Linked DNA regions of Homo sapiens: region 1 is linked to region 2. A link is a loop called in an ENCODE intact Hi-C map of the cell type or tissue named here. Cell type or tissue: A673. All regions are shown on one strand. Links, peaks and the distances in the headings refer to the core of each region. The heading gives the core; the rest is flanking DNA.

Evidence for each region. Peaks named below come from ENCODE experiments on the same cell type or tissue, not always from the same donor. Only the 100,000 strongest peaks of a DNase experiment are listed, where the experiment ranks them.
Region 1: a loop joins it to region 2, with 6 times the contacts of the local background. A loop is called at or near these places in 1 of 110 quality-filtered maps.

What each region holds. Positions count from the first base shown.
Region 1 is chr22:38,492,498-38,496,890 of GRCh38, reverse strand. It overlaps DDX17 (DEAD-box helicase 17), which reads left to right. Exons shown (of 13, transcript NM_006386.5): 6 at 954-1,095; 7 at 1,845-2,005; 8 at 2,089-2,261; 9 at 2,760-2,870; 10 at 3,120-3,181. Among named protein-coding and RNA genes, the nearest start is that of DDX17, 12 kb to the left of the region's middle. In A673, for the core only: no CTCF peak of the experiment used is centred there; no DNase peak of the experiment used is centred there.
Region 2 is chr22:37,878,739-37,883,131 of GRCh38, reverse strand. The region is part of intron 11 of EIF3L (eukaryotic translation initiation factor 3 subunit L); the gene reads right to left. Among named protein-coding and RNA genes, the nearest start is that of MICALL1, 25 kb to the left of the region's middle. RefSeq lists a silencer at 2,895-3,054. In A673, for the core only: no CTCF peak of the experiment used is centred there; a DNase peak (open chromatin) is centred at 2,261.

The DNA of each region.
Region 1 (4,393 bases), core at 153-4,152, 610 kb before region 2:
ATTATTATTAGTTGATATCTAATGGATCAGTATATAAAGCAAGTTTCATAATTTAATTTGAATGGTATATGATACCTTGATTTTTGTATTATTTGGCCAGATTGTACACAGTCTTGTCAGATTACATGTAAATTTTCATTGTTTTTGCCTTATCTACCTGGTGATGTGCTTAAATTAGAGGTCAGGAATGTGTCATTCTGCCAGTTTAAGTCAGGATGACCATCCAAAATTCCAAATTTTAGGCCAGGCATGGTGGCTCACACCTGTAATCCCAGCACTTTGGGAGGCCAAAGTGGGCAGATCACATGAAGTCAGGAGTTCGAGACTAGCCTGGCCAACATGGGGAAACCCCCATCTCTACAAAAATACAATAATTAGCTGGGCATGGTGGTGCCTGCCTCTAGTCCCAGCTACTCAGGAGGCTGAGGCGCAGGAGAATCATTTGAACCCAGGAAGCAGAGGTTACAGTGAGCCTTCATTGCACCACTGCACTCCAGCCTGGGCGATAGAGTGAGACTTTGTCTCAGAAAACAAAACAAATCCAAATTTTGAGGACCAATATGATCCTCAAAGTAAATGCTTGCTGGAGCATTTTGGTTTTGGGGGTTTAGGATGCTCAACCTGTAAATGAGAGTTGTATACTTAAAACCAGGTAATACAATCTATATCTCCACTTAAACAGTATATATAAACTATAATGATTGATAATGTGTCATAGTAAAAGTGACGAGGATACCAGTATCATTCCAAATGCTAAACATGAAGTTCTAATAATTTTTTTCTATATTCCATTGTGCTAATATTCCCCACTTCTGATCTTCACCCCATCACTTTTAATGTGCTAGATTAGACAGCAAAGAATTAAATTAGCTTTTTGTATTTTGTTTCTTCTTTTTTTTTTTTTTTTTTTTAAACCTTGGATGAGGTCTCAAGTGTCTTTTTGTTGGTTTCAGTGTCTAGTTCTGGCTCCTACCAGAGAGCTTGCCCAGCAAGTACAGCAGGTGGCCGATGACTATGGCAAATGTTCTAGATTGAAGAGTACTTGTATTTATGGAGGTGCTCCTAAAGGTCCCCAGATTCGAGACTTGGAAAGAGGTAATAATATATAGTGTAAAAGAATTGTTAGTTTATCTTACTTTACCAATTCCTGTGGAGGAAATTGGAGAAAAAAAGTGGGTTCTTGTGATAAACTCAGAATTTCAGCAGCTTAGAAATTCTCAGATGTGACTAAAACAGCTATTTTGAGAGAGAAGGTTCAGCATGGCTGGAAACTTTGTGAGGATTTGGTGATTGTACATAAGTCCTGACATGGTTTTGCGGTTACTTTGTTAAAATTTAGCTTCTCTGGGCCAGTGCGGTGGCTCATGCCTGTAATCCCAGCACTTTGGGAGGCCGAGGTGGGCGGATCACGAGGTCCAGAGATTGGGACCATCCTGGCTAACATGGTGAAACCCCGTCTCTACTAAAAATACGAAAAATTAGCCAGGCGTGGTGGCAGGTGCCTGCAGTCCCAGCTACTGGGGAGGCTGAGGCAGGAGAATGGCGTGAACCTGGGAGTCGGAGCTTGCAGTGAGCCGAGATCGTGCCACTGCATTCCAGTCTGGGTGACAGAGCAAGACTCCATCTCAAAAAAAAAAAAAAAAATAGCTTCTCTGCAGCATTGAGTACAGCCACCAGGGCTGCTGCTGCTGCATTTTTGTAGAGTCGGGGTCTTGCTATGTTGACCAGGCTGGTTGTGAACTGGCCTCAAGCGATCTTCCCGCCTCCTCTTCCCAAAGTGCTAGAACACAGCTGTGAGCCACTGCACCTAGTCGATTGGCTCGATCATTGGTTTTGTTTTACAGGTGTTGAGATCTGCATAGCCACTCCTGGACGTCTGATAGATTTCCTGGAGTCAGGAAAGACAAATCTTCGCCGATGTACTTACCTTGTATTGGACGAAGCTGACAGAATGCTTGATATGGGGTTTGAACCCCAGATCCGTAAAATTGTTGACCAAATCAGGGTGTGTAAAGCTAATAATAAGCAGTCTTTATGCCATTTGTCCAAGTTCCTTAGCCTGAAAGAAAGCCTTTCCTTTTTTGATAGCCTGATAGGCAGACACTGATGTGGAGTGCAACCTGGCCAAAAGAAGTAAGACAGCTTGCAGAGGATTTCCTTCGTGATTACACCCAGATCAACGTAGGCAATCTGGAGTTGAGTGCCAACCACAACATCCTCCAGATAGTGGATGTCTGCATGGAAAGTGAAAAAGACCACAAGTATGAAAGATATTTTACTCTGATTTGATAATGCTGATAAACCTTTTCTAATAACCCTCCAAAATTAGTACTGTAGAAACCAGTATATTTTGAGGCCTGAGAACATTAAAAGCATTGCTAGGTTTCTGATAATCCATCATCATATCATTTGTCAGAGCATTATGGTTAAATGCAAGGATTCTGAATTCTTGAGTTTGAAATTTAGCTCTGCTGATTACAAGCTGTATAATTTTGCACAATTTTGTGTCTTGGTGCTGCAGTTTCTTCATCTGTGAAATGGGAGTAATACCACTTACATGAGACTTGCTGTGAGGATGGTATGAGTTAGTATTTCTTGAGCACATAGCAGAACCTGACTCAGTACTCTAATAGTTATTAAAAATTTTAAAAGCGTAATGTGCAAAGAAAGTACTGTAGCCTTGGGAGTTGATATTGCAGACATAATCGTCCACATAATAACTTTCTGTGTGATGACTGCATTGTTGGTCATGTTTTCAGGTTGATCCAACTAATGGAAGAAATAATGGCTGAAAAGGAAAACAAAACAATAATATTTGTGGAGACAAAGAGACGCTGTGATGATCTGACTCGAAGGATGCGCAGAGATGGGTGAGTATAGCACCAAGGCAATTAACCTCTGGTTTTATAGTTAACTGGAAATTTCTAAATTGGTATTCCAAATGTTGTGTAATATTTCAATAATGCCTATCCATGCAGTTTGCTCTTTTAATGAGCACAGTCATCTATTCATGAAGCCTGACAAACCTTACAAAAATTGCATGATAGCATTTGGCTTTAAAGTTCGATTTTCTCCACTTTAAAAGATTTTTAAAATATTGGTCACTTTTCTTCTGATAGTTGGCCAGCTATGTGTATCCATGGAGACAAGAGTCAACCAGAAAGAGATTGGGTACTTAATGGTAAGTTTAAAACTAAGCATTTTCTGTTGATTCCCCACCCCCTGCCCATAAGTGAATGTTCATGCTCTATTTCAGGGATAGGCAAACTTTCTGTAAAGGGCCACATAGTAAGTATGCTTGGCTTTGTAAACCAAATGGTGGTCTCTGTTATAGCCACTCAGCACTGCTGTTTTAGGACAAAAGCTGTAGGCTGTAGATAATATGTAAAGAAGTGGCCTGGACTGGGCACCGTTGGTGGCTCATGCCTATAATCCTAACACTTTGGGAGGCTGAGGCGCGTGGATCACCTAGGCCCAGGAGTTCAAGACCGGTCTGGGCAACATAGTGAAATCCTGTCTCTAAAAGAAAAACAAAACAAAACAAAACTTAGCCAAGCTTGGTGGTGCACGCCTGTAACCCCAGCGACTCCGGAGATTGAGGTGGGAGGATTGCTTGAGTCTAGGAGACAGGTTGGAGTGAGCCAAGATCGTGCCACTCCAGCCTGGGTGACAGGGTGGGACCCTGTCTCAAAGAGATAAACGTGGCTATGTTCAGACAATATTTATTTGCAAAAATAGGCGTTGTGCCAGATTTGGCCCAAAGGCCAGTTTGTCTTACCCCTGTTGTATAGTTGATTGAATTACTGAGGGTACTTTTAGCGTGTGCTCATGGTTCTTTAAGGGCCACGATGCTGGCTCTTTAAACTTTTTCACAACTTTCACCACCCTCCCTTTATTAATAAAGTCTTCAATTTTTTCCTTCTGATTATAAAAATATAACTACCGTTTGGGGAGAATTAAACTGTTACTGAAATATTTAAAGAAAAATGTTTCTTAATGAGTCATATTTTAGCATATTTCCTTTCAGTCCTTTTTTTCAGGACTACTCTTAAGGGAAGCCATTGAGAAATGGAAGAGGCCATATTTTGTTTAAGAAATAAAATGTGGCCGGACACAGTGGCTCACGCCTGTAATCCCAGCACTTTGGGAGGCTGAGGTGGGCGGATCACCTGAGGTTGGGAGTTCGAGACCAGCCTGACCAACATGGAGAAACCCCGTCTCTACTAAAAATACAAAATTAGCCGGGCATGGTGGCATATGCCTGTAATCCCAGCTATTTGGGAGACTGAGGCAGGAGAATCGCTTGAACCCGGGAGGTGGAGGTTGCGGTGAGCTGAGATTGCGCCACTGCACTCCAGCCTCGGCAATAAGAGCGAAACTCCATCTCAAAAAA
Region 2 (4,393 bases), core at 190-4,189:
AGAGATGGGGTTTCTTCATGTTGGTCAGGCTGGTCTTGATCTCCTGACCTCAAGTGATCCGCCCACCTTCGCCTCTCAAAGTGTTGGGATTACAGGCGTGAGCCACCATGCCCAGCCTTTTTTTATTTTTTTGAAGTGGAGTCTCGCTCTGTTGCCCAGGCTGGAGTGCAGTGGTGCAATCTTGGCTTACTGCAACCTCCGCCTCCTAGGTTCAAGCAAGTCTCCTGCCTCAGCCTCCCAAGTAGCTGGGACTACAGGCACCCGCCACCACGCCCAGCTAATTTTTGTATTTTTAGTAGAGATGGGGTTCACCATATTGGCCAGGACGGTCTTGATCTCCTGACCTCGTGTTCCGCCTAGCTCGGCCTCCCAAAGTGCTGGGATTACTTGCGTGAACCAACGCGCCCGGCTTATCATGCAAATTATGTATAAAAATTATGTTTTTTTCTTTTTTTGAGACAGTCTCTCACTCTGTTGCCCAGGCTGGAGTGCAGTGGCACAATCTCGGCTCACTGCAGCTTCTGCTTCCCAGGTTCAGGTGATTCTCGTGCCTCAGCCTCCCGAGTAGCTGGGATTACAGGAACGCACCACCATGCCCGGCTAATTTTTTAAATATTTTTAGTAGAGACGGGGTTTCACCATGTTGCACAGGCAGGTCTTGAACTCCTGACCTCTGATGATCTACCCACCTTGGCCTCCCAAAGTGATAGGATTACAGGTATGAGCCACTGCACTCAGCCTAAAATTATGTATTTTTAAGAACTGCTCAAAAAGTGCTATTTCCAACAATACATTTAGACCAAAATGCTTTTTCTCTTTTTTTCAAGATGCAGTCTCATCTCTGTCACAAAGGCTGGAATGCGGTGGCTTGATCTCAGCTCACTGCAACCTCTGTCTCTTGGGCTCAAGTGAGTCTCCTGTCTCAGCCTCCCAAGTTACTGGGATTACAGGCATGTGCCACCATGCCTGGCTAATTTTTATATTTTTAGTAGAGACAGGGTTTCACCATACTGGCCAGGATGGTCTTGATCTCCTGACCTCAGGTGATCCACCCGCCTTGGCCTCCCAAAGTGCTGGGATTACAGGCGTGAGCCATCATGCCCAGCATGCTTTTTCTCTTTTTAAAAAGTAGAGACAGGGTCTTGGTTTGTTGCCCAGGTTGGTCTTGAACTCCTGGGCTCAAGCAATTCTCCTGCCTCGTCCTTCCAGAGTATTGGGATTATAGCTATAAGCCACTGTACCTGGCCCAAAATGCTTTCAAAAACAATTAAAAATGCAGGATATTAGAAAAAAACTTACAGCATCAAAGAGCTGACAAGATAGTAACAGAACATTTTGGGAAAAAAGAAACCATTCTAAGAAAAGCACAGAAGACCCCCTCTGCCCTATGGACATTTGCTGATCTTAGAAAACCTGGGCTGACGGCCGTGTGTGGTGGCTCATGTCTGTAACCCCAGCACTTTGGGAGGCCGAGGCGGGCAGATCACCTGAGGGCGGGAGTTCGAGACCAGCCTGACCAAGACGGAGAAACCCTGTCTCTACTAAAAATACAAAATTAGCTGGGCATGGTGGCGCATCCCTGTACATCCCAGCTACTCGGGAGGCTGAGGCAGGAAAATCGCCTGAACCCGGGAGGCAGAGGTTCCGGTGAGCCAAGATTGTGCCATTGCACTCCAGCCTGTGCAACAAGAGCAAGACTCAGTCTAAAAAAAAAGAAAACAATTCTTTTAAAAACCTCATCAGCTCATCAGCGCCTGTAGTCCCAGCTAATCAGGAGGCTGAGACAGAAGGATTGCTTGAACCCAGGAGGCGGAGGTGGCAGTGAGCCAAGATCACATCACTGCACTACAGCCTGAGTGATACAATGAGACTCTGTCTCTAAATAAATAAATAAAAATGAAAATCTCATCAGACATTAAAATGTCCAGCTTGAACTTAAAAGTGCCAGTGAAAACTAACACTGTTCTTCAACCCACCTCCCCTCCTGAGAGGAAGCTACTGCTATGTTGCTTGTGTATCCTTCTGGAAAGAACTTGAGGCATACATAGGCATATATAAATGTATTACTAGCCACTCTGTAAAAACCTTACTTGTATTTTTTGTAATATACAAACCATCCAAACGTTAATCAATGGGAGAATGGATAAACTGCAGTACAATAACAACAGCAGATGCTGGACTATCACAGAACAATAAACATGAAGGAATCACTGCTACACACAATGGACGGTGACTCACTCAATTATAACGTTGAGCAAAAGAAGCCAGACTTAAAGAGTACATACTGTGTAATTCCATTATATAAAGTTCACAAACAGGCAGCACTAATCCAAGATGTTAGACATCAGGACAGGACAGGCGCAGTGGCTCACACCAGTAATCCCAGCATTTTGGGAGGCCAAGGTAGGAGGATCACTTGAAACTAGCCTGGGCAACAAAGTGAGACCCTGTTTCTATAAAGTAAAAACTTAAAATCGGCTGGGAACAGTGGCACATATCAGAGTTCGAGACCAGGCTGGGCAACATGGCCAAACCCCATCTCTACTAAAAATACCAAAAATTAGCCAGTCGTGGTGACGTGCGCCTGTAATCTCAGCTACTTGGGAGGATGAGGTAGGACAATCACCTGAACCCAGGAAGTTGAGGCTGCAGTGAGCTGAGATCACACCACTGCACTCCAGCCTGGGCAACCAGAGTGAGACCTTGTCTCAAAAAAGAGAGCCGGATGCAGTGGCTCACGCCTGTAATCTCAGCACTTTGGTAGGCCGAGGTGGGTGGATCACGAGGTCAGGAGATTGAGACCATCCTGGCTAACACAGTGAAACCCCGTCTCTACTAAAAAATACAAAAAATTAGCCAGGTGTGGTGGCGGGTGTCTGTAGTCCCAGCTACTCGGGAGGCTGAGGCAGGAGAATGGCGTGAACCTGGGAGGTGAAGCTTACAGTGAGCTGAGATCGCGCCACTGCACTCCAGCCTAGGCGACAGAGCGAGACATCTCAAAATAAAATAAAATAAAATAAAAATAAAATAATACCGGGCGCGATGGCTCACGCCTGTAATCCTAGCACTCTGGGAGGCCGAGGCGGGCGGATCACAAGGTCAGGAGTTGGAGACCAGTCTGGTCAACATAGTGAAACCCTGTCTCTACTAAAAATACACAAAATATTAGCTGGGTGTGGTGGTGTGAGCCTGTAATCCCAGCTACTCAGGAGGCTGAGGCAAGAGAATCGCATGAACCCGGGAGGCAGAGGTTGCAGTGAGCCAAGATCGTGCCACTGCACTCCAGCCTGGACGACAGAATGACACTCCATCTCAAAAAAAAAAAAAAAGCTTTGTGCAGTGGCAGTATGGCCAATGAGGGTTATGTGAGGTGTGATTATTGCTAACTAAAAATAAAAAAATAAAGAAGGCAGCAGGACAATGGCTTCCCACTTGTAAAGTACTCCAACAGTATACAAAGCACCATCCCCCTTTCTCCAATCTCATCTTCACAGCCTCCTTTCTCAGGCTACTCGGGCATACTACAACTGTCCCTTAAACTTATTGGCCTCACTCCTCTTCGGGGCCTTTGCTCTAACTGTTCCTCTGCCTGGAAGGCTCTTCCTCCAGATATCTGGTGAGCTATTTTTTTTTTTTTTGAGACGGAGTGTCGCTCTGTTGCCAGGCTACAGTGCAGTGCAGCGATCTCAGCTCACTGCAACCTCCGCCTCCTGGGTTCAAGTGATTCTCCTGCCTCAGCCTCCCGGGTAGCTGGGACTACAGGTATGCGCCACCATGCCCAGCTAATTTATTTTTAGTAGAGATGGGGTTTCACCATGTTGGCTAGGATGGTCTTGATCTCTTGACCCCATGATCTGTCCATCTCGGCCTCCCAAAGTGCTGGGATTACAGGCATGAGCCACCGTGTCCAGCCTTTGGTGAGCTATTAAGAACTCTCCACCAGATGGATCGCTTCAGGTCAGGAGTTTGAGACTAGCCTGGCCAACATGGCAAAACCCTGTCTCTACTAAAAATACAAAAATTAGCCAGGTGTGGTGGCGGCCTCTTATAATTCCAGCTACTCAGGATGCTGAGGCAGGAGAATTGCTTGAACCTGGGAGGCGGAGGTTGCAGGGAGCCGAGATTGCACCACTGCACTCTAGCCTGGGCGACAGACCAAGACTGTCAAAAAAAAAAAAAAAAAAACCAAAACACTACTCCCTCACCTCCTTCAAGTCTTAGCTTAGCTTAAACTTCACTTTCTCAACAAAGCCTGTCTGAACACCGTATTTAACATTGCAACCTGTGCTTCCCACCACCTCTGCCTTCCTTTACTCTGCAGTGCTTGGCAACTTCTTACTACATAGTTTGTTTAATTATAACATCTATTGTTTAATTATAACATCTATTGTTG